Regions from separate parts of the Mus musculus genome. Here region 1 is linked to region 2. A link is a loop called in an ENCODE intact Hi-C map of the cell type or tissue named here. Cell type or tissue: heart. All regions are shown on one strand. Each heading gives the region's core, and the rest is flanking DNA. Links, peaks and the distances in the headings are about the cores only.

The links. Hi-C counts contacts between places; a loop is a spot of excess contacts. Peaks named below come from ENCODE experiments on the same cell type or tissue, not always from the same donor. Only the 100,000 strongest peaks of a DNase experiment are listed, where the experiment ranks them.
Region 1: it touches region 2 in a loop (2.8-fold over the local background); 3 of 42 quality-filtered maps call a loop at or near these places.

What each region holds. Positions count from the first base shown.
Region 1 is chr15:98,383,869-98,396,523 of GRCm38, forward strand. No RefSeq gene overlaps it. Among named protein-coding and RNA genes, the nearest start is that of 1700031M16Rik, 8.2 kb to the right of the region's middle. In heart, for the core only: a CTCF peak has its summit at 6,146 (motif pointing left); a DNase peak (open chromatin) is centred at 6,163.
Region 2 is chr15:98,497,974-98,510,628 of GRCm38, forward strand. It overlaps Olfr279 (olfactory receptor 279), which reads left to right. Exons shown (of 1, transcript NM_001001807.1): 1 at 1-433. The coding sequence ends at 433. It also overlaps the pseudogene Olfr278-ps1. Among named protein-coding and RNA genes, the nearest start is that of Olfr279, 6.8 kb to the left of the region's middle. In heart, for the core only: CTCF peaks have their summits at 6,704 (motif pointing left) and 8,881 (motif pointing left); a DNase peak (open chromatin) is centred at 6,688; H3K27me3 peaks cover 1,724 bases.

The DNA of each region.
Region 1 (12,655 bases), core at 2,847-10,846, 110 kb before region 2:
TTTTGTGATGGGACTGTGGCTCTTTGCAGACACCATTACAAGTGGCATTCATCTCCAGACTATGGGTCTACTGTGGTAGCATTTTTGGTATACCGGGTGTTCAAAAGTCATTTGAATTCATTCGTGAGCAAGAAGACTGGAACAGAGCTTAGATACCACTGTAAATAGATCTGACATTCAAGCAAACCCAAGGACATTGCTCCACGGGAGACCAGAGTTTACACTGAAGAACGCTCTTTTTCGTCTATTAGTTACAATCAAGGCTCAGCAGCAGTTGAAGCTATAAAGCCATGTACACGGTGTGCTGAATACATACTAAACATGAATAGTGGTAGCTGCAGTCATACGGCCTGTTGTCATGACTGTGAGTTATACTGGCTGTATATGAAGTAAATCTCTCGTCCTTCTGGTCTGATCTGGTGCCTTGAGCAGACCTTGGGCTCGAACTCCGAAGCCAGTCCCACATCACCCAGAGGAAGTTCTACTCCCAGGCACTCTAACACGCCCAGGACCACAAGATCCCAGGAGCTTGATTGAACCAGGATCTCAGGGTCCCAGAGGCAGTTTGACTCCCAGGAGCTCTGACACACCCAGGATCTCAGGATCACAGGATCCCAGAGTCACAGGATCACAGAGACAGATGAACTTTGAGTAGTTCTGATACAACCAGGATCACAGGAAGGACAGGCTCCAGTCAGATATAGCGAGGGCAGGTAGCACTAGAGATAATCAGATGGCGGGAGGCAAGCATAAGAACATAAGCAACAGAAACCAAGGTTACTTGGCATCATCTGAAACCAATTCTCTCACCATAGCAAGTCCTAAATACACCATCACACCTGAAAAGCAAGATTCAGATCTAAAATCACTTCTCATGATGGTGATAGAGGACTTTAAGGACATAAATGACTCCCTTAAAGAAATATAGGAAAACACGGGTAAACAGCTAGAAGCCCTTAAAGAGGAAACACAAAAATCTCTTAAAGAATTACAGGAAAACACAATCAAACGGGCAAAGGAAATGAACAAAACCATCCAGTATCTAAAAATGGAAATAGAAACAATAAAGAAATCACAAAGGGAGACAATCCTGGAGTTAGAAAACCTAGGAAAGAGATCAGGAGTCATAGATGCAAGCATCACCAACAGAATACAAGAGATAGAAGAGAGAATCTCAGGTGCAGAAGATACCATAGAAAACAACAGTCAAAAAAAATGCAAAAAGCTCCTAACCCAAAACATCCAGGAAATCCAGGACACAATGAGAAGACCAAACCTAAGGATAATAGGTATAGAAGAGAGCGAAGCTTCCCAACTTAAAGAGCCAGTAAATATCTTCAGCAAAATTATAGAAGAAAGCTTCCCTAACTAAAGAAAGAGATGCCCATGAACATACAAGAAGTCTACAGAACTCCAATTAGACTGGACCAGAAAACAAATTCCTCCTGTCACATAATAATCAAAACACCAAATGCACTAAACAAAGAAAAAATACTAAAAGCAATAAGAGAAAAATTTCAAGTAGCATATAAAGGCAGACCTATCAGAATTACACCAGACTTCTCACTGGAAACTATGAAAGCTAAAAGATCCTGGGTAGAAGTCATACAGACCCTAAGAGAACACAAATGCCATCCCAAGCTACTATCCCCAGCAGAACTCTCAATTACCATAGACAGAGAAACCAAGATAACAAAAACCAAATTTACACAATATCTTTCCATATATAGATGGAAAACACCAACACAAGGGGGGAAACTACACCCTAGAAAAATCAAGAAAGTAATCTTTCAACAAACCCCAAAGAAGATAGCCACACAAACATAATCCCACTTCTAACAACAAAAATAACAGGAAGTAACAATCACTCTTCCTTAATATCTCTTAACATCAATGGACTCAATTCCCCAAAAAAGACATAGACTAACAGACTGGATATGTAAACAGGACCCAGCATTTTGCTGCATATAGGAAACACACATTAGTGACAAAGACAGACACTACCTCAGAGTAAAGGCTGGAAAAACAATTTTCCAAGCAAATGGTCCCAAGAAACAAGCTGGGGTAGCCATTCTAATATCGAATAAAATCAACTTTTGACCAACAGTCATCAAAAAGAAAGAAAGAAAGAAAGAAAGAAAGAAAGAGAGAGAGAGAGAGAGAGAGAGAGAGAGAAAGAAAGAAAGAAAGAAAGAAAGAAAGAAGAAAGAAAGAAGAAAGAAAGAAAGAAAGAAAGAAAGAAAGAAAGAAAGAAAGAAAGAAAGAAAGAAAAGAAAGAAAGACACTTCATACTGGTCAAAGGAAAAAATCAAGATGAACTCTCAATTCTGAACATCTATGCTCCAAATGCAAGGGCACCCACATTCATAAAAGAAACTTTACTAAAGCTCAAAGCACACATCACACCCCACACAATAATAATGGGAGACTTCAACCCCACTCTCAGCATTGGACAGATCATAGAAACAGAATCTAAACAGAGACATAGTAAAACTAACAGAAGTTATGAACCAAATGGATCTGACACATATTTATAGAACATTTCATCCTAAAGCAAAATATATATATACCTTCTTCTCAGCACCTCACGATACCTTCTCCAAAACTGACCATATAATTGGTCACAAAACAGGCCTCAACAGATACAAGAAGATTGAAATAATCCCATGTGCCCTATCAGATCACCATGGACTAAAGCTGGTCTTAAATACTAACAAGAACAACGGAGAGCACACATACACAAGGAAGCTAAACAATGCTCTACTCAATGATAACTTGGTCAAGGAAGAAATAAAGAAATTAAAGTTTTTTTAGAATTTAATGAAAATGAAGACACATCATACATTATGGGCATCATGAAAGCAGTGGTAAGAGGAAAACTCATAGCTCTGAGTGCCTCCAAAAAGAAAGTGAAGAGAGCTTACACTAGCAGCTTGACAGCACACCTGAAAGCTCTAAAACAAAAAGAAGCAAATACACCCAAGAGGAGTAGACAGCAGGAAATAATCAAACTTAGGGCTGAAACCACCCAAATAGAAACAAAAAGGAACCATACAAAGAATCAACAAAACCAGGAACTGGCTCTTTGAGAAAATCAACAAGATAGATAAACCCTTAGCCAGACTAACCAGAGGGCACAGAGACAATATCCAAATTGATAAAATCAGAAATGAAAGGGAGACATAACAATGAAATATATCTTAAAATAATTATTCTGTTTGTTGAATATTAACAGTTGACAATATTAAAATCTTGTTTTACAAACATCAAGGAAATATTATTGATAATTTTTCCCACTGTGCTTGAAATTAGCATTTTCTTAATACTTAACTTCAAAGAGTTTTTGCTATTTTGAAATTTTAAAAATATTCTTACTGATAAAATAATTTATCTCCTAGAAACACTGATAATCTTTTTTAAGTAAACTGATTGTTAGACAATGTTCACAGATATATAATGTGTTTTAAATAATCTCTCACTATGTCGGGTGATGTCATATAAGGACTTTTGAATATATTTCTTAATGATTCATTTTTAATATTTTACACTCTTTTACTATGTTTAATTCCCAAAGAATATTTTGCATGTTTCGAAACAATTTAGTATTCAACATTAGATATAGGATCCTCAGTTATGGATAGTGTTAAATGTTCATTAATGATATTTTTAGAGTATAAATGGATATGAATATAAAAATTTAACAAATTTTTCATATATTATTAGATTCTCAAAATACTCAATATTGTTAATATGTTTGATGTATAAAATGCATTTAAATAATACAAATTAAGGGGAAAAAAGAAAAAGAAATAAATCTCTCATTTAGATTATTTATGTTGTGGATAGCTCTGTGCTGCTTGCTGTCCTGGGAGGGGCTGTCTGGAATGAGGAATGAGTCACACACTCAGATGACTTCTTGTGAACCAATCCCCTAATGAATAAAGGAGCCAATCATTGGGAGAGTAGGCGGGACTTCTGGATTGGATGGAGGAAGTGAGGAAGCAGGAGAGAGTTAGGTCCCTCTTTGGAATGGGGACAGCAGAGGGGTAAGATATAGCTAGTAGAGTTTCCCTGTATCATGGCAGATCCTCAAGGATTCGCCACCAGAGGAATCAGATTTTAATAAGGCTTACAAGATTAGGTTTTAGTTGTTGCGCCCAGAGATTGAGTTACCGTTGTTTCTGAACTAAGTTTCTTATGTTGCATTTTCCTTCACGCAGAGAGAGAGAGAGAGAGAGAGAGCGAGAGAGAGAGAGAAGCTGAACTGGATGTGGCCCGAGGCTTTTGGCCTCAAAGCCCACACCCAGCACTTCCTCCAACAAGACCATACTTTCTAAACCTCCCCCAAACAGCACCACCAACTGAGGACCAAGTGTACAGATACCCGAGACTCTGGGGAGTGGGGGGGGGGGGGGGGGAGGCATCTCATTCAAACCACCACAGATATAAATGTTGGTGAAACTAATACAGCTGTAGACAAACATCAGGAGCAGAACAGAGCACAGCCTTGGCGTAGAAGAGGAGAGTGCTGACATCTGACTGTTTCATACACACATACCCATCCGAAGGTCCTTAGAAACCAAGCAATTTAGCTTCACAGTAAGAATTTACAGACGGTGAAGAGTCAGGGTTTATCCTTAAATTTATTTACATCTAAAGTATTTTGCGTGGCACCTGCCTCACATGCACACATTTCATGTGTGAAAGCTAAGTGCTATGTCATATACCCCTACCTGTCAACAAATACACCTACGTGCCAGTCCATACATATCTGCATACAACCATTTGCAGCCAATATGGGGGTGGGGAGGAGGAGATATTTTACACCTGGAGTTTTGTTTTGTTTTTTAATTTGAATAAGACAGACTTACAGGCTGTGAGGTCAGGGAATCCCCGTCATTATAGAAGGGTAAAGCGGAATTCTAAGCGACAGTAAGCAAAATCAATATGGTGTCTCAGTACGAGCAAACCTGTCTGTCTGCAGAGTCCGTTTGTTCCTGCTGTGGAAGCAGGGTGGCAGCCATCACAACTGTGGGCAGATAAGGAAGGCTTGGAGATGTGAGGTTTGGCCAAGGAAGTCCGACAGCTATTGTAGTAAATATTATTTGGGGGTTTCTACCCCACCTTAGATCATTCTGTTCCAAAATAAAACACACAAAACCTTTATATTTATAATAAGCCTTACAGCGCTAGAGCTGGGCAGATAATAGCCCTGTATGATATTTTGTCTACTTCCCTGTCAATAATCCCGAATATGACTTGCTGTGTTCCTCCTGGGCTGCTCTACTCCAACTGGACAGCCCCCATGGCCAGTTCTCACAATCTACCCACTCCACTCTGTCTTCCTCTGTCTTCTCCCTCCTCTCTTCCTCAAGATCTCTGCTTGGAGCCCTGGAAAGAAGCCCTGCCTACCTCTCTCTTCTGCCAGGCTATGCAGCAACAGGCCAAACCTCACCAGCTGAGAGTAACATGGGCAGGCTACGTCCTCACCTCTGCTTTCTCTCTTTTTAGTGTTGGGAAGGATGAGAAGTCCTTAGAATAAGCTCAGGATCAAGAAAAATATATACATAAATTATTTCCTGATTTCCTGTTTAACATTTACATCACCTCTTCTAAAAGCAATTCTGAGCCAGAAGACCAAGGAATTTGCTGTGAGTGTGTCTCCTAGCTGTGTCAGAAGCTACGCCCATAGAGTCTCACCAACATGACTGCCCACGCAGGAGCTGAACAGGGCAAGCAACAATAGGCTTGCTCCAGTGGATGAGGGAACACAGGAAGAACCAGGGAACAAAGAATCTGAGAGCAGGAGAAGTGGTCTCCCCAGGGAAGAGCACACAGTACCAAGTGGTCAGCCCTTGTAACATACATGTAACATTGTACACATATAGACACATATATGCATGTAACAACAATGAATGAAGTAAGCCACGAATTTGAAAGAGTTAGGAGGGATATGGAGCTTAGAGAAAGGAAAGGGAAGGGAAACTGTAATAATAACCTCAAATTTTAAAAATAATCGTTTATTACGCACAGTGTTGTGTAACCACTGCCACTGATTTAAGAATTGCAAAATGAAGGTCATACATGTGGCTCGACAGGAGAGTAAAGATTCCAGCTCCTCCAGGCCTCCTGCTAGACCCCCACTGCCCCCTGGTGGCACGTCTTCAGGATGACAAGTTTCTTCTTCAAATCCTTTTGACAGGCCATAGCACAGAAGCCATAGCACACAGGAAGAACTGTCAATGATCGTAGAGAGGCAGAGGCAGAGGCAAGACACTCAGAGCATTAAAGAGATCTTGTATCAGGACCCCAGACCTGTACGCAGAGAGACTAAAGGAATCACCAAAGTAGTGAGAGGGCTTGGAGTTGAGAAGCCCTCAAAAGAATGGTGAGCAGCTCACACGTGACTGTACAGAAAGACTGACAGACATTTGCATCAAGTCTGGACAACAGGCTTTGCTCTTCACATGCTACATAAGATTCAGGGTCTGTGTGTGTGTCTGCATCTGTGTGTCTGCATCTGTGTTTGTGTGTGTGTGTGTGTGTGTGTGTTACTGTCTAGCCATGTGTCTCTGTGTGTGTCTGCATCTGCATGTCCGTCTCTGTGTGTGTGTGTGTGTGTGTCTGTGTGTGTCTGTGTGTATCTGCATGTGCATCACTGTCTAGCCATGTGCCTGTGTGTGTGTCTGCATCTGCATATCTCTGTGTGTGTTGGTATCTATATGTATTACTGTCTGGCTGTGTGTCTGCATGTGTGTGTGTTTGTATATGTGTGTGTTACTGTCTGTGTGCCTGTGTCTGTGTGTTTCTGTGTGTGTATGTGTCTGTGTTTCTGTGTGTATGTCTCTGTGTCTTTGCATCTGTGTCTGTGTATCTGTGTCTGTGTGTATATGTGTCTGTGCGTGTCTGTGTGTCTATGTCTGTGTGTGTATTTCTGTGTGTGTGTGTGTGTGTGTGTGTGTGTGTGTGTGTATTATTATCTGATGGTGCGTAAGTTGCTGGCCTTCTGTCAATCATTTTCTCATTTCTAGAATAGCCACAATCATAGCAAGCACCTCACTGAATTTTACATTTAAATAACATTTTCGACTTCTTTACCACATCCCACATTTTCAATGTTTTGCTTTATCTTGTTTCAGCCCAAAGCTGTCAAGCACACAGAGCTCTCAGTCACTACTGTTAGCAGCTCACACTCATGAAGTCACTGAATTTGAAGTCTATGAAGTTCTCTCTTTATCTCAATCAAGGAGGACAAACTCATTTGTTTAAGCATGTCAGGCCACAGTGGTCCCCTCTCCATCCCCAGGCTCATGGGATATAAAGATGAACGAGACAGACTCTGCTTCTAAAACACCTGCCACACAGGAGAAAATCTGCCGATGGGTATAATGCAATGTAAGGAGTCCTTTTACACCAGTGTGGCAAGACTGTGTGTGAGCTCAGGGGAGAAAGAGTCAAGCTGTACCAGGCGGTGAGGGAAACCTCAGATCATTCCATGCCATCCTACGTGCATGGGCAAGAGTAAGGCAGACGATGAAAGAAAAATCCTCCAGGTGGAGACCATAATTTAGTGGTCAATGTTAGAGATTACCAGTGTGGATACTGGGGCGAGTAATTTCAGATTGAGGCTAGAGGCAATTGGCACAGGTAATTGGATATGGCCTCCAAAATGGAAGCTCACTCAAACCCCCTGGGGCATCTTCCCCTTCTCCGCATTTCTGCAACTTTTGATGAGTGGACTCTGAAGACAATATGGGCATCTGGCCAACGTCTTGGCAAGTCTCTAGATGAGGGAGAGAATGCACAGGCTCTCTTTGTCCCTGGCAGTTGTTCCTGGGCTCGACCCTGGGGAGGTGTGGCCACAGACTTTCTAAACTAACTTTCCTGAGACCTACCAGCAAAGGCAGTAACTAGACCCCAAGACACTTGGACGGAATTGCACTCCCACACACCCAGCCTTCCCTGTCCTTAATGATGCTCAGTGGGACTACAGTTCTTTCTCTCTAGGACAGAACATTAGTGCCTCTGTGGCTGGAGAGAGCATTAACTGAAATGTGTGCTAATGCCAGAAGAGGCAGGGCCTGGAGGGTCATAATTTCAGAGATCTGAAGCAGGCTTGCCTAGCTCACCAGAGAGAAGCTCACATAAGCCAAGTACTTGTTGGTCGCTGGCCAACAGTGTCAGCAGCATCAGCACTGCCCAGGAGGTCATTAGAAATCGTCCAAGGCTTAGATTACATGGTCAGACCCTGATGGCTGCACCCTAGCCCTGGAGTTCTTGGTTTGATAGGTCTGGAGTGAGCCTGAGAATTGGCCTTTCTGATGACATCTTACACGGTGCTGATAATTCTGATGCTACAGTTTCTTTTGTTTTGAATTGTCACATGCAAGTCCAGGATGGGGAGCTAGCAATTAGATGCAGTCAGAGACCTCTCTTTGGCACTGGTTTAGAGCCGAGCTTAAAGCATGTTCCTTTGAGTTCTAATCCGAAGCCCTAAGGATCTTCTCTCGGGTGCTCCCCGTGTTGGTCAGATTCTGTTTAATTTCAGTCTACGGGATCGTCGTTGTGTGCCCCAGAAGATGATAAGCATTGCTGCACACAGACTAACAGGGCACAGGTTCTAACTGGGAGAAGACCCTAGGATTAGAGAGTATTTGTTGACTGACATAGGAGACACATCACAACAGAAAGGCCTGGAGTTACAAGCATCAAATATATGAGTTTGTACAGGATTGTGCAACAGTTTGTACATATACAGGACTTCATCACCAGGGCAGTAGAGAGGACAGGCTCCTCCTCTGTGTGAGAGTTCACCTACTGTTATTCTCTTGTAACAGGCAGCTGTGAGGGCCTCCATCACTGCCCATGTGGGCACTCCCTGATGGTGTACCCAGACTTCACTGATGGATACAACACAGTTGCTCCTGGTGGGTGCCTTCTCCACTTACCAACATCTCACCCCAGTGGTATACAGCATGAGCTTTTAAATGCTGATAGACTAGAGCAGCGTTAGCAGCAACCTCCCGATAGCTGGTCATTATTATCCTGCCGCTGACATTCTGCATCCTCCTCACAGAGGTCACCTCAATTGACTTGTTATTGTTACAGGATACCAACCCTCATCTTTGTGACACTTCACACTTCGTGTTTAAAAAGACTGAAATGGCTCAGCATGTGTGAGCAGTGCTACTTCAGAATTCCAATAGAGACGAAGACCAGCTGAGATGTGCCGCCTCATGGACTAACAACTACTGGATTCCTGGCTTTTCTGTCAGGCACTGTTAGACCACAGATGATAAGCCACTCTAATAACACACACACACACATGCAACACATAATTATATTATATGTTATGTGTAATGTATTATGATGTATTACATACCATATATTTCTTATATGTTATATAGTAAATAGTATATAGTATATAATATAGTATATAGTACATGTTATATATTATATATTGTGTGTTATATATCATATACTATCCCCATATATGCAATATATTACATATTATATACATTATACACTATAGATTATATATGTTATATGTTATGTACATTATATATTATGTACTATATGCTATATATTATATTATACATATTCATTCATCACTTCTATTCCTTTAAAGAACCTGACTAATACACAGGAGTTTAGGGGGAGATATGAGGATGAATATGATCAAAATACAATCTATAAAATTCTTAAATGAAAATCTACTACTGTAGAAGCTCCCTAAAATGTATACATATGTAAAAGAATTTTGATGGGGGGGGAGACAATACCCCAAAATATGACAATCTCCCATTATATGCTATCAACTAAAAACCCCAGTAACAGGAGTGGATGACTTTTTGAGCCATTAGGCCCTCAGCGCACGCACAGGACCTGAACAAGATCAAGCCAGACACAATCCTAGTACAACGGCAGGGGAGTGAGATAAAAGTTCCACCGTAGCCAAGAAGCTATTCCCAAATAAAAGCTGCTATGAGAGGGGGAAATAGCAGTTTTCTACAGTTGTGGGGCCGTGAAAGGCAGCCTGTTTTGGTTGAATGAGGCTTGCTCTGGTGACCCAGTAGAAACCCAGTAGGAAACTCTACAAGGGATGGAACAGTGAGCCACATTCACAGATACAGGTGTCTGACACCACAGAGCCCCCAACTCCATAATTCTGTGACTATAAGTCACACAGACTCTGTCCCAAGCTTCTGGCATTCTGGCTAGACTCCACCCCCACAGTTACCTGGCAACAGCAAGGTAGCCCAGCCCACTATAAAAGGGGCTGCTTGGCTCCTCACTCTCTTTAAGCTCTCACCTTTCTTACTTTCATCTCTAGCCCTCCTTCTCTCTCTCCCTTCGCCCCTCTCTACACATGGACATGGCTGGCCTCTCTCTTTCTTTCTACCTTCTCTCTTTCTTTCTGCTTTTCTATAATAAAGCTCTAAAACCATAGACAGTCTCTGCTCATCAAGGCCTGCCACACTTGAACAATGGGATAGGCTTTCCTCTAAAAGAGTCGTGTCTAACCTCCAGCCCTGGAAGGCCTTCCTGCACTCCAACTACAGACTGGACCAAGTACTCTTGCCAGCATGGGAACCACCCAGCACCCCCTCTCTCCCTGTCCTCCCCTCCCTTTGGTCCTGGGGATGACCAAGCCACTCCCTGGGCCCCCATTTTGTTCTCAGCTCTTCTGCTGTGTCCAGTGGTGTCTGGGATACCCAAGACTGAGTACCTGTTACCTCTGGCCTCCGTGAGGCCCAGAGACCTCAGAGTGACCCTTGTCCAACCCCTATGGACTGAGTCCGTAGCTTTCCACAGCCAAACACCCACCCAGGGCTGCATGGAAAACATGTGGCAGTCCTCCTGCATCTGCCTGCACAGAGCACCAGAACTCTGGCGGCTGGATTTTCTCCCACTTCGTTTATTCCCCCATGCCCACTGCCCCTCATACAATGGTGATACTGAGTGAATTAGACACATACTCAGGAGCAGTTGGCAAGAATAAATCCAACTCTGTGGTTTTTAGTGGGCTTTTCTTTTGTTTTTGTTCTTTCAGAGAAAGGACATGTAATTGCATGGGTGGGGAAGACGGGGAGGATGCCAGGTTGATGCCATAGAATAAATCTTCGGTAGATCACAGAAGAACATGTTCCCAAACTAAGGAAAGACCTGCCCATTCAACTACAAGAGGCACAGAAAACACCAAAAGATGGGACCAAAGGGAAAGTCCCTGTGTCATATTACCCTTAAAAACTCTAAATACATAAACACAGGAAAGGTATTGAACGCTTCTAGAGAAAAGATACATGTCACACATAAAGGAAGCTCAGTAATAGCAGCTGACTTTTCCATGGAGACTTTAAAAGCTAGAACTTGGAGAGCCATGTGCCCCAAGTCTTAGGAGACTACAGATGACAACCCAAACTGCTATACCCAGCAAAACTATCTACCATCATTGACAGAAAAGGAAAAACTGTCCATGATATAAGCTAAAAGAACTCACCCCCACCAAACCAGGCCTACAAAGAATACTGGACATGATTGTTTAGATTGAAAAGGAGAATGGGCATAACAAAGAGGCTGCGCAAAGAAAACAAACGGCCAAAGGGGAACAGAAAGCAGCAACACAACACTCTTCACAGTAACTGTTAATGCCTGCAACTCACCAACCAATAGATCGGGTTAGTGGAATGGATGGAAAAACAAGAGCCATCTGTTTGTTGCCTCCAAGACACTCATCTTACCTTCCATGATAGGCACCAATACCGAGCGAGAGGATGGAAAAGGTATTCCAATGAATGGGACTGTGAGGCAAGCAGGCGTCACTAACCTAATACCTAACAGGATAGACTTTGAGCCAAAACCAACCAGAAAAGACAAAGACCCTTCATTCTGATCAAAAGAACAATCAACCATAAAGACACCACAGTCCTAAGTATATTCGTACTGTCTTAGTCAGGGTTTCTATTCCTGCACAAACATCATAACCAAGAAGCAAGTTGGGGAAGAAAGGGTTTATTCGGCTTACACTTCCATACTGCCGTTCATCACCAAAGGAAGTCAGGACTGGAACTCAAGCAGGGCAGGGAGCAGGAGCTGATGCAGAGGCCATGGAGGGATATTCTTTACTAGCCTGCCTCTCCTGGCTTACTCAGCCTGCTCTCTTATAGAAACCAAGACTACCAGCCCAGAGATGGCACCACCCACAAGGGGCCTTTCCCCCTTGATCACTAATTGAGAAAATGTCTTACAGTTGGATCTCATGGAGGCATTTCCTCAACTGAAGCTCCTTTCTCTGTGATAACCCCAGCTGTGTCAAGTTGACACAAAACTAGCCAGTACATGTACCAAACATAGTACACCCAATTTTACTGAAAACATATTGACCCTCAAGACAAAGATTAGCCCCCAACAGAATAATAGTGGTTGACTTCAATACCTCACTTCCTCCAACTGGCAGGTCATTCGGATAAAAAGTAAACAGAAAGATGGGAGTTAAATGAGATCATAAATCAAGTAGCCCTGACAGATATCTATGGAATATTTCACCTAAATACCACAGAACACACATTTTTCATAGGGCCTCACCCTGCCCTGAAATCTGGCAGTCTAGGGCTGCAGGAAGACAGGAAGTCATTGTCTTCAGTGGTGTAGCCAC
Region 2 (12,655 bases), core at 2,811-10,810:
CCTCTGTCCCGGCCGCAGGGTGATTGATCACTACTTCTGTGACTTCGCTCCGGTGGTAGGGCTGTTCTGTGGAGAGGTGTGGGTCATGTGGGGGGCTGGCGTGAGCATCTCGGGCTGCCTCACACTCGCCCCCTTCCTGTTGATCGTCGCGTCCTACGTCTTCATCCTGCGGGCTGTGCTGAGAATCCCTTCCAGCCACGGGAGGCAGAAAGCCTTCTCCACCTGCTCCTCCCACCTCAGTGTGGTCGCGGTATTCTACGGCACTCTCATCGTGGTCTATGTGGCCCCGACAGAGCACATGCCCGCCTTGCTCCGGAAGGCCTTCTCTGTCTTCTACACAGTGCTTACCCCCATGTTCAACCCCATCATCTACAGTCTCAAGAATCAAGAGGTCAAATGGGCTCTCCGTAGGCTCTGCAGGCAGCTCCTCTGAGGACGTGCCCCCGCTGAGGTGGACACGGTCAGCTTTTAACTTCTTCTTTGATTTTTTTTTTTTTTTTTTACCTTAGCCCCTTCCTCCAAAATCAGATGGAGAAAGAAGGCCCTGGTGTTGAAAAGACAAGACAATAGATTGAAAGCAAATTCCTAACCACAGGAGGGATCTTCAGTTTTCCATTGCGATTTGGGTAAAGATCGCATGCCTCAAACAGGGAGGGCCTAAGCACTTTGGACATTTCATAAACATTCATTTTGAATGAATGAATACTAAAATGAATGCAGGAAGGAGCTGGGTGGCAGCCCCATGGGAAATATTTACAGTTTCTTTATTATTTTGTTTATATATGGATGTTTTGCCTGTATGTGTGCGCGCGCGCGTGCGTGCATGCGTGTGTGTGTGTGTGTGTGTGTGTGTGTGTGTGTGTGCGCGCGCGCGCGCGTGTGTGTCTGTCTGTGTCTGTGCACAACACCCATGCCTCTTGCCTGGCACCATGGAGACCAGAAGAGAGTGCAAATTCCTTAGAACTTGATTTCTAGACAGCTGTGAGCTGCCATTGTGAGACCAAACCAAGTAAAATAGACCTTGCAGGCTAAAGGTTCTGTTTGCAGTTAAGACCGTTAAGAATAAATCACTAACCAGGTGGTGGTGGTGACACACATCTTTTATCCCAGAACTCAGCAGGCAGAGGCAGGTGGATCTCTGTGAGTTCCAGGCCAACCTGGTCTACAGAGCTAGTTCCAGGACAGCCAGGACCACACAGAGAAACTGTGTCTTGAAAGCAAAAACAAACAAACAAACAAAAAAGGAATACATTTGTTTGATGCGCCTGATCACCCGTGGGCAGATCTACCTCCGAGTGTATATCCGTGCCCCTGGTTGAACCTGATGGGAAATGCCTTATGGATGTTTCTTTATAAGCCTCAACAAAATGTGACTCATTACCATGTCCTGCAAACCCTGGGATGGTCCTGGCCAGAGCCCATGCACCTGGCCAGTATCTAAGTAAAGCTTCCTTCAAATTTGGTTCAAAAATTGTCTTCCATGATTCTCAGGTTTAATACCATGTAAGTGCTGAGAACTGAACTCGGGTCCTCTAGATGAGCAGCCAGTACTCTTAACCAGCAAGCCATCTCTTCAGCCTCTACTTACAGATTCTTAATCCAAGGCTGCTAAGTCTAAGGTTGGAACCAAAGGAAAGGGGAATTAGTATTGTGAACCAGAATTAAGATAGGGCTTCCTGCCAGGCTTCAAGTGCTGGCTTGTAGATGAAGGACCAAAGCGCTGAGCCCTAAGTCCCTGGCTGTGCTGGCCAGAGCAGAGGCAGGCAGACAGAGGTTTGCCTTGGGAAGCAAAGGGCAGTTAAGAGAGTCAAAGCTCTAACTACTCAAGCCTAGAGCCCAGGAGACCAATTAGGCCGCTGCTGGGTGAGTTTCAGTCCCCATAATTGCTGTTGGACCAATAAATAGTGAAGGAAGGAAGGAAGGAGGCAATTAAATGGGAAAGAAGGTAAGTTAACCCCAGTAAGGTGACTCTGACTCTCGAAATAGCTCTGCCTCTACCAGAGGTTCTTTGAAGGCTTCTCGAACAGCAAAAGCTAAGGGAACTAGCGCGTGCCCTTTGCCCCAGAGGTTTGGGCAGACTGGACAATGTAAAATTGCATCTCTTTAAAAACAAAAATCCAGAACAGTCTCCCAGGAGGTGGTGGTGCACGCCTTTAATCCCAGCACTTGGGAGGCAGAGGCAGGCAGATCTCTGAGTTCGAGGCCAGCCTGGTGTACAGAGTGAGTTCTAGGACAGCCAGGGTTACACAGAGAAATCCTGTCTCATAAAGGAAACAGACAAAAACAGTCTGAGGTATGTCCTAATGATAGAGCAAGTGCTGAGCATGTATGGACCCCTCAGTTAAACAAACCCGCAACACAAAAACATTTCTAGGTTTTTACTTGAACTATATCAATGTGTGTGGGGTTTTTCTTCCAAAGTGTGATACATGACCCACCGGTGTTGGGATGATCTGAAGTAATTGTTGTCTCTGAGGAACTGGGGTATAGCCAGATGGCTGTACTTGCCAATCATGTGCAAGGTCATAGCTTCAAGCCCCAGTACTAAAAAAGTCACTAAGTACAAATAAAGACTTCTGAGCAGTCAGACCCAAAGAATCTAGCTGTCTAGACAGGGAGCCCAGCCCAGAAGACTGTCCTTCATAAACGGCATGATTGAGTCTCTCTGTAGCAAGAGAGCACCATGCCCAGTAGTGAGGGGATTTCAGTAGCAAAGGCAAGCAGGCAAAGTGGGGAATACAGATGTTCACAGATGTGGACACATGGAACGGAAGGAGGGGGAGGAAGAAATGTATGAGAAAGGGCAAATGACAGTGTCTGAGGACATCTGAGAGTGTCTGAGGATGTCTGAGGGTATCTGAGAGTGGGGGCATCGGAGGGTGTCTGAGAGCATCTGAGAGTGTCTGAGGGTGTCTGAGGACATCTGAAGGAGTCTGAATGGGTCTGAGAGTGTCTGCAGGTGTCTGAGGATGTCTGAGACCATCTGAGGGTGTCTGAGAATGTCTGAGGGTGTCTGAGAGGTCTGAGGGCATCTGAGGATGTCTGAGGGTATCTGAGGCCATCTGAGGGTGTTTGAGGGTGTCTGCAGGTGTCTGAGGATGTCTGAGGGCATCTGAGAGTGTCTGAGGATGTCTGGGGCCATGTGAGGGCGTTTGAGGGTGTCTGAGAATGTCTGAGGGAGTCTGAGGGTGCCCGAGGGTATCTGAGGACATCTGAGAGGTCTGAGAGCATCTGAGGGTGTCTGAGGATGTCTGAGGGCATCTGAGAGTGTCTGAGGGTGTCTGAGGCCATCTGAGGGTGTCTGAGACTGTCTGCAGGTGTCTGAGGATGTCTGAGGCCATCTGAGGGTGTCTGAGAATGTCTGAGGTCATCTGAGAGTGTCTGAGGGTGTCTGAGGCCATCTGAGGGTGTTTGAGGGTGTCTGAGACTGTCTGCGGGTGTCTGAGGATGTCTGAGGCCATCTGAGGGTGTTTGAGGGTGTCTGAGAATGTCTGAGGGAGTCTGAGGGTGCCCGAGGGTATCTGAGGACATCTGAGAGGTCTGAGAGCATCTGAGGGTGTCTGAGGATGTCTGAGGGAATCTGAGAGTGAGGGCATCTGAGAGCATCTGAGGGTGTCTGAGGGAGTCTGAGAGTGTCTGAGGGCGTCTGAGGGTGTCTGCGGACATCTGAAGGAGTCTGAGTGGATCTGAGAGTGTCTGTGGGCATCTGAGGGTGTCTGAGGGCATCTGAGATCATATGAGAGTGTCTGATGGTGTCTGAGGGCATAGAGAATCTAGGACAGACAACCTCCCCGCCAGGGTAGAACAGAGGAAGATAATAAAAAGTCCTCTATCCAGAAGCTTGCTTGGGAAGTAGGTCAGACCTGAGCTGAATAGAAGTATTTGCAAATACTCAGAATATCTCTGCTAAGACTGGAAATGTCATTTAATGGTAGAGCAATTGCTTAAAATGCGCGTGCGCGCGCACACACACACACACACACACACACACACACACACAACTACCTCTGTGGTATTTATTCTTTGCCTTAAGGTCAAAAGGAAAATCCAGTTGGGTGGTGGTGACACACACCTCTAATCCCATCATTCAGCAGTCAGAGACAGGCTGATCTCTGTGAGTTCTAGGCCAGCCTGGTCTATGTAATGAATTCCAGGACACCTTGCTACATAGTAAGACCCTATCTCAAAAAAAGGGGGAATCCTGTGTTGTATGTGAGTATCCTAGTGTGGTGATTTGTATGTGCTAGGCCCAGGGAGTGACACTATTAGGAGGTATGACCCCATTGGAGCGGCGTGTCACGGTGGGTGTGGGCTTTAAGACCCTCATCCCCGCTGCCTGGAAGCCAGTATTCTGCTAGCAGCCTTCAGATGAAGTTGTAGAACTCTCGGCTCCTCTTGCAGCATGCCTGCCTGGATGCTGCCATGTTCCCACCTTCATGATAATAGACTGAACCTCTGAACCTGTAAGCCAGCCCCAATAAAATGTTGTTCTTGTAAGACTCTCCTTGGGGGCTGGTGAGATGGCTCAGCGGTTAAGAGTGCCGGCTGCTCTTCCAAAGGTCCTGAGTTCAAATCCCAGCAACCACACAGTGGCTCACAACCATCTGTAATGAAATCTGATGCCCTCTTCTGGAGTGTCTGAAGACAGCTACAGTACTCACATATAATAAATAAATAAATAAATAAATAAATAAATAAATAAATAAATAAATGACTCGCCTTGGTCATGGTTTCTTGCCTTGGTCATGGTTTCTGTTCACAGCAATAAAACCCTATCTAAGACACCTAAAAAGAGGACAGGGACAGTGTAAAAGGAACAGAGAAATCCGTGGGACAAAGGGTGCAGGGTCCTTCTAAGTGTGCACGCTCTCACGATGCCCAGGACTCTGTTTCTACCCCATGTAAACGTCACCGAGAGTCCGGGAAGCTCGGGAGACACAGACATCAACGGCACCAGAGCCTGGGTCCCAGGGTCAGAACATGGGGCATGGCTACCGTCAGCCACATGGAGAAGATACATACTTAACCCCTTCCTCTGCTCTGCCTGAGGGATCTTTAGATCGGCTAGCAAAAGTTAACTCCTTCCTGCGCACGACTTCCTTCCAAGATCGCCGAGATTCAGTCCGAATAGCATCACGCAGGGCCTTTCCTTGACTGTGTCCTTGCAGCATGGAAACGTGGTGTATGTCCATCCCCTCCTGAAGCTCAGGATGAATCGGACTGAGGTGACACCAGGAAAATGATGGGTCACCAGAAACCGCACCTGCCCAGAGGTCAAATCCTAGAACCAAGGGTCAGAAGGGCAAAGTAAAGATGAAAAAAGAAGGTGTGCGGGAGACAGAGAACAGGGACACAGAGCAGGGACACACAGAGAGAAGGAGAGACAGGGATGGTGAACGAGAACGGAGAAACAGAAACACGGGAAAAGAGAGGACAAGAGGGAAGGTGCAGAAATCTCCATTCTTCTGCTTGAACCATGTGTTTGTTTTCCTCATGAAAAAGAAGTAGACTGAGGGTTTTTTGGGTTTTTTTTGGGGGGGGAGGGGGGGACTGGTGAAATGACTCAACCTGCTGCCAAGCCTGAAGACTGGAGTTGAATCACAGGGACCCACAAGGCAGAAGGAGAAAACTGACCTTCCTTTGATCTTCACCCACACATGCACACACATACCACACTCACACATACCACACACACACATCACACACTCACACATACCACACACACACACACACACATACCACACTCACACATACCACACACACACATCACACACTCACACATACCACACACACACATCACACACACAACAAACACATGCACACACACATTAAAAATTAATCGTTTTTTAAGATTTATCTATTTACACATATGAGTGTTCTATTTGCATGCGTGCCTATATGACAGAAGAGGACATCGGATCCCATTACAGATGTTTGTGAGGCACTATGTGGTTGCTGGGAATTAAACTCAGGACCTCTGGAAGAGCAGTCAGTGCTCTTAACTATTGAGCTATCTTGTTCCAGCCTGTGCAATAATTTTTTGTTGTTGTTTTCATTTTTGTTTTGTTTGTAGGTTTGTTTGTTTCTAAGCAAGGTTTCTCTGTATAACAGCCCTTGGTTGTCCTGGAACTTGCTTCTGAGTTCCTCCTCGGAACAACACACAACTAGCAGCAGCTGAAAAGATGCAGGATGAAAACATTTAAAAGACTCACAAAATGGTTCAAAATAAGATAAACATGTCCGTGGGCCACAGTGGGAGAGACATTTAATGAACACCATGGGCTCGCAGGAGCTTTGGCACGCTGGGTTCTAGGATTGAGTGAGTAAAAGTGTCTATAAGTTGTTCAGCTCCCTCAGTTCACAGACACTAAAGCGATCCAGCTGCATTAAGGACAGGAGCCAGGACCTTCCAGATGTGGGAGGTGGTGAGTGGAGTCATTTAAAAACTGCTGTGTGTGACAGGAGTAGATGGAGGGAGGTAGGGGGGACAGACAGCTTCACCACCAGGAACTGACCCAGCGAGCGCACCTCTGGATCCATAACCAGACCTGAAGGAGCCTCAGTCTCGCCAGCGGCCACCGCCACCATGTTCCCAATAGAAGGCCCGCTTAATGCTCTTACACAGGACCTCAGTTTGATACCAAAGAACCGCATCAGGTGGTTCACAACGGCCTTTAACTCGTTTCAGGAGCTCCAGCGCCCCCTTCTGGCCTCCCCAGGTATTGTACCTGTAGTTACCTCTATCTACAAGGGGAGCGAGGCCAAGCAGAATTGGAAAACCCGCCCCTAGATGAAGAGCCACGCGCAGTTGAAGCCTCTAAGTGAGCAACAGCGTCGTTTTTGTTCAGTAATGCGTCTATTGGTATGTCATGGACCGTCCTTCTCCGGTGTGCATGTCGGCTGCACTAATTGGTCTCAGTGAATAATAAAAACATTTTTAAGGAGAGGGCATGAATCTGGATGGGACACATTGGGTGGAATCCCGGGGAATGGGAGGGTAAAACTCGTCATAAGACAATTCTTTGGGTATAAATATAATTTTACTATTCATTTTCAATTAAGCAAACTTGCATAGCAATACAATGGATGTGATTCTTTATTTTTACACAAAGAACTGTATCCTGGGCTGAGGAGAAGAACTCACTGAGCAAAAGGCAAACACACAATGCCCAGTACTGGAGCTAGTCCTGCCAAACCATCCAGTTCTAGGACTAGTGAGAGAGTCTGTCTCCAGGAATAAGGTGGAGAGCAATAGAGGAAGATTCATGGCTGCCCCTGGCTTACACACACACACACACCAGCATGTATGTTCATGTACCTGAACATATGTATGCACACATACACACACATACATGTACCTGAACATATGCACACACACGTGTACATACACCTGAACGCACACATGCACGCACACACACAGAGTGTGTACATGTACCTGAACACACGCACATGCACACACACATGTGTACATGTACCTGAACACACACATGCACACACACATGTATGTGTACATGTATCTGAATACACACACGTGCGTGTGTGTGCACATGCACTTGAACACAAAAACACGAACGTACACATGTACACGTACCTGAACACATGCATGCACGCACACTCGTGCATCTAAAAACATACTCGTGCATCTAAACACACACATAGTTGCTGTGGTCATGGTCTCTTCACAGCAATAAAACCCTGACTAAGACAGACAGTAAAAGGACTTCAGTTGACATCATGCATCCAATCTGAGCCGGCCTGATGCCTTTGCACACAGTCAGTGTTCGAAACCAGGCTATGGGCCAGAAAGATGGCTCAGAGGGAAGAGGCAACTGATTGCTATCCTGAACTGATAAAATCTGAGGTCCATCCCCACACAGCGGAAGGGGCGAACCGACTCCTGAACACTGTTCTCTGACGTCCACACGTGCACAGTGCCAGAAGAGGCCAGAAGTGGGCATGGAACTCCAGGAAGCGGAGTTCCAGGAGGTTTTGAGCTTCTGTGTGGATACAGAGGATCAATGTGTGTCACCTTTGAGAGTAGCCAACATTCTCAACCACTGAGCAATCTCTCCATCCCCTGACCATAATGATTTTTAGAAGACAACATGAAGTCAAAGAACGGAACAAAGAATACACACTACCAGAAGCGCCTGGAGTTCTGTTTTGATTTTAAATTAATCTTTTACTGTCTTGCATTCAGAGTCAAATTTTTCACGACCCCCACACTCATTTACACATTCACACATGACCCCATGGGAGGTGCGCTATCTAAGCAGCTGGGAGCTACATGCAGATCGCCACCGAAGACCTTCCCCGTGCTGGTCAGGGTTTGTCTCCTTTAATCCCCGATGAAACAGACCACAGGGAAGGGGAAGGGACTGGGTACTTTGACACACACACACACATACACACACACACATCTAGGTCAGAGGCAGATCTTTGACCTAGATATGAACAAGCCCTTCCCCAACCTGACTTCCTCTTCCTCTCTTGCTGGGTCAGGCTCTCTAGCCTTAGGCTTTCATATGAATACTTTCCCCTTGGCTCAATCTCAAAATAAGACGAGTCCTTGTCTTATACTGGTGTTGAAACTTTTGTCTGAAACAAATCATCCCCCAGGGAATCAGGGAGTCCAGAAGGAGAAGGAACAAAAGGCAGGACTGTTAAAAATAAACGATTAAATCCAAGTTTTCCTTTCCCAGCCCTGGCTCCTGGAATGACAACTCTGAGACTAAATATTTATTAATAAATGCTTAGGACAGGCTGGAGAAATGGCTCAGAGGTTAAGAGCACACCGGTTGCTTTTCCAAAGGTCCTGAGTTCAATTCCCAGCAACCACATGGTGGCACACAGCCATCTATGATGGGTTCTTGTGCCCTCTTCTGGCTTGCAAGCATACTTGCAGGCATAATAAATTAGTTTATTTTAAATTTATTATTTATTTATTTATTCCTTAAAAAAGAAAGAAGCCGGGCGTGGTGGCACAGTTCTTCCAGATACCTCAGCTATTAAAACACCTCTCCTGAGCGGGGTGTGGTGGCGCACGCCTTTAATCCCAGCACTCGGGAGGCAGAGGCAGGCAGATTTCTGAGTTCGAGGCCAGCCTGGTCTACAAAGTGAGTTCCAGGACAGCCAGGGCTATACAGAGAAACCCTGTCTCAAAAAAAAAAAAAAAAAAAAAAAAAAAAAGCCACCTTTCCTTTGAGGTAGAATGTGAAGCAGAGGAGGGGGCTCACTGTGGGCTTGGCACTGTGCTCAGAGCTTCCCGCTAACCCACTTCATTCACAAAAACCCCAGGAAGGGGGTACTATCATTGCAGTAGTTTGTATCTGGAATGTTTCAATGGCCCACAATTTTAAGGCTTTAAGATGAAAAAAATCTCTAAGAGATGGTCTGCTCACAACTACCTGATGGGTGTTGTGAATCTCTTATAAACATCACCTGTCAATAAAAAAGCCGATGGCCAATGAGCTGAGGCAGGAAGTAGGAGGTGGGACAATGGCAGGAACAGAGAGGATTCTGGGTAATAGTAAGGGATAAAAGAGAGACCATGTGAGAGCCGCGAGAGATTGGAGAGGAGATGGGACTGAGGAGAAATGAAAACCATCAGTGTTTGCACAGCAGGAGTCTGTGTCCATCCTCTGTGTTACCACCAAGGCCACGCAGACATCCCTGCTCTTAGCTGCCACCTGGGGCCGTGTTGATGTCCAAGGGCTGGCGCTCTCTCTCTCTCTCTCTCTCTCTCTCTCTCTCTCTCTCTCTCTCACACACACACACACACACACACATACACACACACACCTACACCTGAGTAGCACTGCAGAGCTGGCCCTGGTGAGGACTCAGTGAGCCAGCCCCAAGGCAAAAGGGCCAGAAGAGCTGGTCCTGCCTCTTGCTGGCTGCTACAGGCAGGAGACCTGCCCCACCTCTCACCTAGGCAAAGCAGGAGAGCTGACCTTTGTGGCACAGGGGCAGGAGAGCTGATGGGCAGAGCAACTCAGCTTCTAACTACACCCAGATCCAGGGTTTTGAGTTGACCACCCCAACATATACCCCATCTATGAACTGCTGGAGCGTGAGACGGGGCTGGTCCTGAAGACCCAACACTACAGGACCACGGTGACACAGGGCAACACCAAGATAACTGGACTGGCTGGTTTTGTGTGTCAACTTGACACCAGAGGGAATTATCACAGAGAAAGGAGCCTTGAGGAAATGTCTCCATGAGGCATTTTCTCAATTAGTGATCAAGGGAGAAGGGCCCAGCCCATTGTGGGTGTTGCTATTCCTGGGCTTGGGTTCTATAAGAAAGCAAGTTGCATAACCCAGGGGAAGCAAGCCAGTAAGCAGCATTCCTCCATGGCTTCTACATCCATTCCCGCCTGTGTGAGTTCCTGTGCTGACTTCCTTTGGTGATGAACAGCACTGTGGAAGTGTAAGCTGAATAAACCCTTTCCTCCCCCACTTGCTTCTTAGTCATAATGTTTTGTGCAGGGATAGTAATCCTAAGACAAATTGGTACCAACCTGACCATTCCTGTGACAACCTGACCATGTTTGGGGGAGGACTGTAGGAAGACTTTGGAAGTTTGGGTTAGAAGAGCCATTGGGATGTTAAGAGCTCTGTGGGATGTTGTGTAGGAGCTTGGGAGATGATGTTGAGAACAGTGCAAATGATGGAGGCCTGGCTTGTGACATTTCAGAGGGAAGATTAAAGGCTCTTATCAGGGCTATTGCTATTTTGATTGTGAAGATTCTGTGGTTTTGTTAGCTGGGGCTGAAGAATCAGCTGTGATTAACAAAATACTAGAACTACTAAAGCAAAAACTTTGCATTACTGGGACTATTGATGCTGGTTAGCTGGAGCTAAGAAATTAGCGGTGATTAAGAAGAGACCAGCATCATTGAGGTGAAATCTTCTGGGAAGTGTTTTCTGAGAGCACAGAGACTGTGTTCCAGAGATAGACAAGATTTTACCTTGTGCTGTGGCTGGACTTGGTAATGTGTAAGAGTCACCCAAGTGGTACTGGTTTTGAAGGCATGAAGGGGTTATGCAGAGCAGCTGAGGCTCGGCACTGTGAGAGGCCACGGAAGGCCATTGGTGAGGGTGTAGCCTCAGTTGCAATTGATGGCCCAGGACTTGAAGGGGTCACACAAGGGAGTTGATGTTTGGCACCATAAAGAGAGCTTATGAGAGGCCATTGGTGAAGCCCAGTTGCAGCAGAAGACAGCAGTGTTTTGGAGATGCCAGTACCATGAGATGACCACCAAGAGCAGCAACAGCAGTGGAGTGCAGGCAGCTGGAACCTAGAAGACAAGGTTTAGCTCAAAGGGCAAAGCTAGAAAGTGATTCAAGCCCTTGGAGGAGTCCCCTCCAAGAGCACTGGATATTGTTTGTTTGTTTGTTTGTTTGTTTGTTTGTTTTGAGACAGGGTTTCCTCTGTGTAGCCATGCCTGTGCTGGAATTCTGCAGACCAGGCTGGCCTCACACTCAGAGATCTGCCTGCCTCTGCCTCCTGAGCGCTGGGATTAAAGGCATGTGCCACCATGAGCCTTAATGGCAACTTGGTTTCAGTTCCCAGAACCCACGTGGCAACTCACAACCATTTATAACTCCAGTTCCAGAAGATCAGAAGCCCTCTGCTGGCCTCTGAGTGCATTAGGCACATATGCACTACACATGCACACATGCACACAAAACATCCATACACATAAACTTTAAAAAAATGTTTTTTTAAAGAAAAAATGTAAAGCAAGCTTCTAGACTCTTTTTTGTAAACATTCAGTCTTGCATTTCACTTTGGAAAGTGGCCTCTGTTATCAGCAGACTCATATGAAGTGAATATGAAAAGACACTCCCATTTAATCCCCCGGAACATACTTCTAACATTTCATAAAGCACTGTTAGAAGCTGACGGTATGGCAGAGCAGTGGTGGTGCACGCCTTTAATCCCAGCACTTGGGAGACAGAGGCAGGAGAATTTCTGAGTTCGAGGCCAGCCTGTTCTACAGAGGAAGTTCCAGGACAGCCAGGGCTACACAGAGAAACCCTGTCTTGGAGGAGGAGGAGGAGGAGGAGGAGGAGGAGGAGGAGGAGGAGGAACTAGAATGATGATAGAATAGATAGATAGATAGATAGATAGATAGATAGTAGTTAGACAGATGGTAGGGATAGATGGATATTATTGATAGATAAATAGATGATAGATAACAGAAATGTGTAATTATATAGATATCGGTATAATGATACAAAGTGACCACCTTGGGCCTTTCCCAGGACACCAAATCCCCACCCCCCCGTCTCCAAACCACAGAAAATAGTAGGGCTACATAAATATTCCTGGGGTAATGCTACATAAATATTCCTAGGATAACATGATACAACAAATGTCCATCGCTGATCTTCCAAGGTGAAAACGAATTGCTCTTGATGCACTGCGTAAGGGCACTGACCCAAAGTCAAAGACAGTTCTCACACACACACACACACACACACACACCACACACACACACACACACACACACACCACACACACACACACACACACACACACACACACACACACACACACACACACACACACATTCACATGCCCCCACTCCACATGACAGACTCTGCGATACAGGCTTTCTCCAAATGCCGCGAAGACCACACG